Regions from separate parts of the Homo sapiens genome. Here all the other regions are linked to region 1. A link is a contact called in ENCODE Hi-C or POLR2A ChIA-PET data. All regions are on one chromosome and are shown on one strand. Each heading gives the region's core, a stretch centred on a gene start or an enhancer-like site at or near the end of the contact. The rest is flanking DNA. Distances are from core to core; before and after follow the strand shown. Region 1 holds the start of NR4A2 (nuclear receptor subfamily 4 group A member 2). Region 2 overlaps TANC1 (tetratricopeptide repeat, ankyrin repeat and coiled-coil containing 1). Region 3 holds the start of WDSUB1 (WD repeat, sterile alpha motif and U-box domain containing 1).

Evidence for each region. Hi-C counts contacts between places; a loop is a spot of excess contacts on that map. ChIA-PET counts read pairs that join two places held with the same protein, here RNA polymerase II (POLR2A). Pooled maps may share reads with other maps.
Region 2: a loop to region 1 is called in a map of natural killer cell, with 25 times the contacts of the local background. The contact joins the enhancer-like site here to the promoter of NR4A2 in region 1. A Hi-C loop is called at or near these places in 1 of 168 maps with a recorded cell type or tissue (natural killer cell). POLR2A ChIA-PET finds 5 or more read pairs at or near these places in 2 of 52 experiments (activated CD4-positive, alpha-beta T cell and naive thymus-derived CD4-positive, alpha-beta T cell).
Region 3: a loop to region 1 is called in a pooled map, with 29 times the contacts of the local background. The contact joins the promoter of WDSUB1 here to the promoter of NR4A2 in region 1. A Hi-C loop is called at or near these places in 1 of 168 maps with a recorded cell type or tissue (naive thymus-derived CD4-positive, alpha-beta T cell), 1 of 37 single-sample maps with no recorded cell type and 13 of 50 pooled maps.

What each region holds. Positions count from the first base shown.
Region 1 is chr2:156,331,273-156,333,972 of GRCh38, reverse strand. It overlaps NR4A2 (nuclear receptor subfamily 4 group A member 2), which reads left to right and starts at 1,252. Exons shown (of 8, transcript NM_006186.4): 1 at 1,252-1,493. RefSeq lists an enhancer at 991-1,070 and a silencer at 1,301-1,500.
Region 2 is chr2:159,144,055-159,146,754 of GRCh38, reverse strand. All of the region lies in intron 5 of TANC1 (tetratricopeptide repeat, ankyrin repeat and coiled-coil containing 1), which reads right to left. Among named protein-coding and RNA genes, the nearest start is that of MIR6888, 41 kb to the left of the region's middle. Within about 2 kb of position 1,299, at least 3 of the 41 ENCODE cell types and tissues checked have a DNase peak (open chromatin) inside an H3K27ac peak, as active enhancers do; they include natural killer cell, where a contact is called at or near this core.
Region 3 is chr2:159,285,415-159,288,114 of GRCh38, reverse strand. It overlaps WDSUB1 (WD repeat, sterile alpha motif and U-box domain containing 1), which reads left to right and starts at 1,412. Exons shown (of 11, transcript NM_001128212.3): 1 at 1,412-1,532. RefSeq lists silencers at 1,283-1,452, 1,139-1,578.

The DNA.
Region 1 (2,700 bases), core at 3-2,502:
TGCGCTCTCGGCGTGGCTAGGGGAAATGACTTGCAAAGCAGAAGCGGCGGCGACTTGGACGGCCGCGGGGGTGGGACACGCTCCCAGAGCCAGCTCGGGCCCCTCTCCTGGCTGGGCTGTAGGCTCACACCTTACGCTTTGCGGAGACGCTGCCCCCAATCCCCACCCGCTTCGCTTTTCTTGTCCAGTCTTTCTGGGCTCTAAGATTGAGGCTGTGATAGACCTTGTGTTTCAAACGAAGATCGATTTATTCCCTTAAAACTCGTGGAAGGGGTACGAGTTGGTGGGCACAGAGGAGTATCGAAAGTATTAGAGTTTGCAGAAGGTGGGAATCAGAGTACCTTTCTGCAGAAGGCGCACCTGTTGCCTGCTGCTCGGCTGCATTGTCTGCGAAAGGAAAAGGGGCGACGCTTCACTCTGACTTTTGGGGTTTCTAAAGAGCTGGGTCACGGTCACTGTCTACCCTCTCCCCTTCCTCTCCCCCCCCCCCGCAAGCACCACGTCCTCCATCGAACGTGGGCACTGCATGGAAATAAGGAAACATAGAAAAATAAGCCCTACCCCCACTCCCATTCCCTTTCAGATGGGAGTGTGGGGGGTGGGGGTGGGGTAGAGAGAGTGAGAGAGAGAGATAATTAGAATGAATATATGCCAGAAGAGGAGGAGGCCTGGGACAGGAAAAGGGAGTAAAAGGGGATGAACCGGGTAGGGAAATCCCACCCGAACTGCGTGAGCCCTCTGAGCGTCTCGTGTCATGGGACATCTGTACGCTCTTCCGCTAAGGGGGTGACGAAGGTGGGTGGGAGAGGTTAGGGCGCTGCAAGGCACATCCCATTCCGTGCGGCTCCAGGTGCGTACTACCTGGCCACGCCGGCCTTGCCTTCCGCCGGTGCTTTTGTTGCACCCTCCCCACATGTGAGCGGCCGAGCCGCTGCGCGGGCGCAGGGGCTTCGGGGAAAGTGAAGTGTCGCGACGCTGCGGGCTGCGCAGACCTGGGAGAGGTCACACCTCTTTCGGAAAAAAAAAAAGAAAAGAAAAAAAACACCAAAAACCACCCAAGCTGGCTACCAAGGTGAACGCAGAGCGGTTCCCACCTTAAAATCGGCCCTGCTCGTGACGTCAGGTCGGAAATATACCAAAGCGAGCGCGGGCCAGGAGTCCAGGGAGCGCGGCAGCGCGGCGATTGGGCGGCGGGCCGCTGACGCGCGCTGACGCGCGGAGACTTTAGGTGCATGTTGGCAGCGGCAGCGCAAGCCACATAAACAAAGGCACATTGGCGGCCAGGGCCAGTCCGCCCGGCGGCTCGCGCACGGCTCCGCGGTCCCTTTTGCCTGTCCAGCCGGCCGCCTGTCCCTGCTCCCTCCCTCCGTGAGGTGTCCGGGTTCCCTTCGCCCAGCTCTCCCACCCCTACCCGACCCCGGCGCCCGGGCTCCCAGAGGGAACTGCACTTCGGCAGAGTTGAATGAATGAAGACAGACGCGGAGAACTCCTAAGTGAGTAGATGCAGCCCATGCAGTTCGCCTTCTTTTATGCTTTTTCCTTCTTTTGCACGTCTCTTCTTTCCACTTGTGTGGGACAGGTTCTCTGGAAGTGGGAGCCAGAGGCTTCTAGTGAGAGTGGGACCGAAGGATGGGGAGTGCGTGCGCGCAGTTACCGGGGGGCATTTGTTCGAACTCCGGCTTTGGCACTAGTGGGGAGTTGGCTCTCGACAGAGGTTTCCAGGCTCCTCATTGGTGGACGTGGAAGGGAGACTCCACAGTTTGGGAGCTGAGGACTAGCCCGCGGAAATGTGCGCAAAGTTTGCTGTTAGTGAGGAATTGATTGTGGCCTGTGAACACGGAGACTCCAAGTCCTATGTATACGAGGGAAGCTGCCCACAAACTGACAGGGAGAGGAAGTTCTTCAGTTTATGCGTTGCTTGGGAACTGTGTCTCCGCGGCTGGCCAGCGCGCGATGTTTCCCGGGTATTGTTGAGTAAGGGTGGTGTTGGTAGCGTGTCCTGTTACTAAGTTGCCTGAAATTTCTGGTTTTGACATATGCTGTCCTTGGGTTTGCGAATGTATCAGAGCGAGAATATGAATATGTAAAGAGTACAGTTATGAAACTGTGGAGCTACCAGGGGGTTAATATCCAACACAGGAATATCTCTAAGGGCTGTGGGGTTCGAGTCTCCTTTCTGCTTTTTCTGGGTAATCTTCCCCCCACCCCCACCACCACTATGAAGCAAGATTGTGGGGGAGGGGAAAGAATAAAAAGAGAGGATACTGGCTTTCTTTTTTCATTAGTAATAAGATTGTCTGTGCTCTAGAATGTCTTCCAAGTGGGAACATCTGAAAATTGCTAGGACACAAGAATGCCTTGTTCCAGAAAGGCAGATTGTGGAAGGCATTATGGGGAAGGTGTTCATCTTGCTGTGCTGGGAAACACTTCTAATATTGGTGCCAATACCATATAAGCAGTATGTCCCCCCTCTGCAATTGACCTAAGAAGCTCCTGGAAAAGTAGATCCCCTCTTCCCACCTTGTGACCATTAAGCCTTGTGACCATTAAAGATGCTGAAAGACAAGTTTTCTGGAAAAGTGAACATCAATTTATCTGTAGCTCCAATCCCAGTGCTCTGTCAAAAGCACTTTAGAAGTGCGGATGCTTCCACTCAACTTGCCTTCTCAGTCAAGGCCTTTCTAACATTTTGTAAGGGGG
Region 2 (2,700 bases), core at 50-2,549, 2.8 Mb before region 1:
AGCCTGGCCAACATGGTGAAACCCCATCTCTATTAAAAATACAAAAATTAGCTGGGCGTAGTGGCAGATGCCTGTAATCCCAGCTACTCGGGAGGCTGAGGCAGGGGAATCACTTGAATCCGGGAGGCAGAGGTTGCAGTGAGCCGAGATTGTGCCACTGCACTCCAGCCTTGGCAACAGAGCAACATTCTGTCTCCAAAAAAAAAAAAAAAAAAAAAGGAAAAGGGACACCCAAATTCATGATCAACTGTTCTCTTAACTGCACAACCTGGACTTTGCTGCTACCCAAGTTCTAAACCCTTACCCGGGGTTGGGATGAATGGACAGACGTTATTTTATTTACTTCATGTTTATATCCATTAAGGCACTGCAACTGTATTCTTCCAAAGGCTTCCCACCTGTCTTTTCATATTATTCTGTCTTCTAAAATGTCATCCCAGTGATCATCCCCTTAAAAGGTCCCCTTCAGTCTGAATTCCTTAATCCAATGAAGCTGTCTGAATCTCTCCCTTCCCTAATGCACAGAGCCCTCTCTCACTGAACTTCTCACTCTGGCAGAAGGACCGCCTGGGAGAAGTGTCACTGAGCCATCTTGGGAGTGATGAGTTGCTTAGGAACTCACATGGACACGCTGTGAAATGGAAATACATGTCTACTTGCATAGCTGTTCACTAAATACTGAGATCTGAACAGCCAGATGGTTTTAGGCTAGTTACTACAAAAGCACCTCCAAGTCAAATTCAAACAGACCACTCTAAATAGCAAGTCTATTTTCATTCATGTAGTTAATATTAAATCGCTGATCAATAATGGGTGTACATTACCCAATACCAGTGGGATGAGGGCTGGAGAGAAGACTTCACTTTTCATTTCACAGATTTAAATATCTGACGGCTGTATGATGGCTTTATTTGGAGATGAGAGAATGCCCTGGGAATCCATTAGGCAAGTGGAGAACAATACTCCCCCCAGCAGCACATTCATGGAACCCTCAGTATTACATAGCGTGAAAGGCTGACTGCATGGAGAAAGGTAAAGGGAAGTTCTTGAATCACTTCTGACTGCCTCTATTCAGCTTCTCACCCCCTTGTGGACCACATATGGGGGCACAAATGCTAAGGAGCAGTCCACAAACTGACCAGCTCCCGACTGCCATCATAACTTTAAACCATCAGTGCCCTCTACAACCATCTTCTCATCTTCCGCCACTGTCTGGGAATCCAGGGTGTTCTCAGTGCTAACCACCATCCAGATCCTTTTGGGTACTGAACCTCTCTCAACTGCACTTTCTTAGTGAGGGAAGTGGCCATACCCACCTCCTACAGGTTGTGAGGCTCAAAACCAATGTGTGTGAGAAACAGCTTATAAACCACAAGATGCTATAGAATTGGTCATTCTCTCTACCAACTTTAACACCAAGAGCCCGCACTTCCTTGCGATTATTTTCTGGTTTCACAAGTTCATATCTATTTTCAAGTGTGCTTGTATGTCTTACATAACTTTCTGTTCATAATTTTTCTGCCTCAAATAGGTTTTTGTAAACTCACTATTCCATGACAACAAACCCCCTTCCTTTTTCTGCTTACCAAACCATCCCAATTTGGCCTGCACCTTACTGCTTTCATTTTCCATTCCAATCATTCTCTCTTGTTTAAAGCCAGGGGAGGAGCGCAGGTCCCTAGTGATCACCAAGTATTATCACTCCATAGAGAAGTCTTTCCTCCATTCTCGTCCTCCTCAGACTCTAAAGAACACTGAGTATTGCTGACGACATTCGTCAGTTCACTATCATGTGACCTATCACCATGTGACCTCGAAGTTGACTTAATACCAAGTGTCCAAGATAGCACTTGTGAATCTAGTCTGCTAAATGAGACAGGCCCTTGGTTTGACATTAATCCTCTGCCTCTATCTATCCATGACCTGCTTCTCACTTATCCTCTTGCCTTCCATGACTCCTACTTACAAGTATTTTCCCTGTTTCTGTCTGCTCCTTCTCAGCCATTACCATTCCCTCCCTCCTTAGAGTTCCAAAAACAGTATTTAAAAAGGAACATTGGCCGGATGCGGTGGCTTACACCTGTAATCCCAGCACTTTCGGAGGCCGAGGCAGATGGATCACCTGAGTGATCAGATGTTCGAGTGGATCAGGAGTTCGAGAGCAGCCTGGCCAACATGGTGAAACCCTGTCTCTACTAAAAATACAAAAAAACTAACTGGGCATGGTAGCACGTGCCTGTAATCCCAGCTACTCCAGAGGTTGAGGCAGGAGAATCACCTGAACCCAGGAGGCGGAGGTCACAGTGAGCCAAGATTGTGCCACTGTACTCCAGCCTGAGAGACAGAGCGAGACTCCGTCTCAGAAAAATAAAAATAAAAAGGAACATCCATCCATGGACCTGCTCTGTTTCTGTCAATAATTTGTTGTTTCTGGTCTGCAATACCAAAACATAGTTATCATGCAGGTTACCTTCAAAATTTTCATGTCATCCACCCCATATTGAAATTATCACCAAACTTACTATTTCTCCATTCAAAATGCCTCCTGAATTAGCCTTTTCTTCTTCAGTCATCCATCACTCAACTTAAAGTCTTCATCCTCTTAAGTCTAGAGGACTATCAGAGTTTGGATCAATTTTCTCATCTCTATTTTTATTTTCTCCCTCTTTTCCTTCCTCTAGAGCCAGTAGGTTCTTAAGC
Region 3 (2,700 bases), core at 163-2,662, 3.0 Mb before region 1:
GCATTATCTACACTAAGATCAAAATTGTTGAAACCATCCAGCAACAGGGAAAATGTTAAATAATTTATGGTATGTTTATATGTAGACCATTATGTAGAAAAAAAAGCTAATGAAATTTTAGACATGGGAACAGCTCATGACACAAGTTTGTTTAAAAAGGCAGTTTCCAGGACTTTTTGTAAAATTAGTTTTTCTGAAAGACTGAGAGAAAATGTTATCTCTGAGTGGGTGATCTCTGAGGGGTGTAATTATTGACTATTTATTTTCCTGTTATATATTCTGTGTTTCCTACAGAGAGCTCTATTATTTATACAATCAAAAACTTGTTTTTAGAAAAATACTGTTTTGGCAATACTTTGGAATGGAATTTGGTGTTCAAAGTCTCAATCATGATGCACTCCGCTAATTTTAAAAAATTAACAAGAACTTCACAAAATCCTAATTTTTAATCTTCCCTTTCCCCTTAATCTTTTTCATTGCAAATAGTTTCCCACGGTCTCAATTTCATCTTTAAATGTGAGCATTTTAGGTCATTACTCTTCAAATGTAACTTCGGTCTCCACAGGCTGATATATTTTTAATGTTTCCTCATGGATTAAAAATAAAAGCTCTCTGTATCTTTGATTTTCATCTGAACATAGTCCCACACTATGTTGTGCATTTAGTTAACAAGTGGTAATTTGCTCAGGAACTTTTTTTTTTCTGGATAATTTTTATCTCAAAAAGCACTGGCAGGGCCACTTTGTAGTCAATGACACGTGGAAACCAGTCTACCGTGAGCCAGTGGGACGCACTGGGAAAGGCTGAAGAAAAGGCGCCCGGGGTTCCAGTGAGCTCAGGATACCCACCCAACGGCAGGGCTGGGGCCCGGGGCAGGCAGCCTGCCCGGGAGAGACCCCTAGGGGAACCCGAATGAGGAGGCGAGGGCAGAAGACGCCAAGTCACGGACCGCCCAGGGTGGCCGAAATAGAGAAGGCCAATCTGGGAGACCGGCCTCGGAGTACACAGTGCAGGGTGGAGAACTGGAGAAAGAGGTAAAAACTTTCAGCAGGGATGGCCGAACATTCCATGCAACGCCCCTTTAAAACGACGTTTCAGGCGATCACTAGGCCTTGCGACCGCAGCTTTAGCAAAAACAGAAAGATTTGCGACGGAAGTCCCTTTCCAAGCCTGAAATCGCCTTGACCCTAGGAGCCAGAAGCTGGGGAGGAACTCGCAGTCCGGGCGGAAGAGCGCGCATGCGCCGCCTCAGGGGCCGGTCCCGGGGGCGGGGCCTGTTCCCTCCGCCCTGGGTCTCCACAGGCTTTCGCGGGGCGGGGCCTACTCCCTCCGCTCTGGGTCACAGCGGGCGTTCGGGGGGCGGGGCCTGTTCCCTCCGCTCTGGGTCCCCGCGGGCGTTCGGGGGCGGGGCCTGTTCCCTCTGCTCTGGGTCTCCGCCGGCGCCCGCCCCGCCAGCCTCACCTGCGCGGCACGTGACCCGCACCGCCCGTGGGCACCTTGAAGGCGGATCCCGCGCGCCCCCGCTCCTGCAGGTGAGAGCGGCCGCGCCCACGGGCCGGCTCAGCGGCGGTGGCGGCAGGTGGGGAAGCGCGGCTGGGCCTGCTCGCGCGGGGCGTCTGAGCCCTCCATTTCCCGGTTCTAACCGCGCAGCAGGGCCCAACCGGGACCTTGAGTGCGGCGAGGCGTGGTTCGTGCACCCTTGGCCCGGGGCTAGGGCGGGCGTGTCGGCGTCGGGTGGAAGGAAGCCCCTTGCGGGTGAGCTCCCTGCCTCCCAGGCCTCCCTCTTGCCTGGGGTCGCTCAGTCCACAGAGGCCCGGCCGCTCATAGAGGGGGGCACATTCCTGGTCTTTCGTGCATGGGGGGTGTAAGTGGCGGACTTTATTTTGGGAGCGCTGGACACCTTTCGGGTTTGCTTTGAATGAGATGGGATTCATGTGTTTACGCTGGCCAACTGACCTGGTGTGCCCGGGAATTTACTGTTCGCGTGACAGCCGAGGCCCGAGGGAACGCCCACACCGCCCCCCCTACCCCAAGGCAGGTCCTGGGTAGGCCTGAGAGCTTTTTCAAAACAAACTGTTCAGCTGACGGTGGCCTCGGTACTTCCCACTGAATGCCCTGGAACTTGCAAAGGGAGCTGAGTGCGGCAGAGGGCTGGGAGCCGGAGTTTGTTTGGAAAATCACCTGTGCGCACTTGCACAGCTGGGATTTGCGAGCTCTCCAGAAAGCACCACCTGGTCTTGATTGTTTTCAAGACAGCAGTACAGGGATAGTCTACCAGAAATTTTCGTGTTTGGTTTTTAGGCTTTATTGGAGTTTATGTTCGAAGAAAAGAAGCTGAACTTATCCTAAAAGGATAAGATGAAGATAGGGAAAGGCATGCTCCTTATGCCTTAATATTTGTTTGATTGATTGATGGGGTCCTGCTCTGTTGCCCAGGCTAGAGTGCAGTGGTGCAATCACAGCTCACCGCCGGCGTCACCTCCGGGGCTCAAGTGATGCTCCCGCCTCAGCTTCTCGAGTAGCTGGGACTACAGGTGCTCGCCACCACACCCAGCTAATTATTTTTATTTTTAGAGAGATGGGGTCTTGCCTTGTTGCCCAGACTGGTCTTAAACTCTTGGGCTCAAGTGTTCCACCCATCTCGGCCTCCCAAAATGCTGGGACTACAGGTGTGCACCATCGCGCCCAGACTTTTTTTTT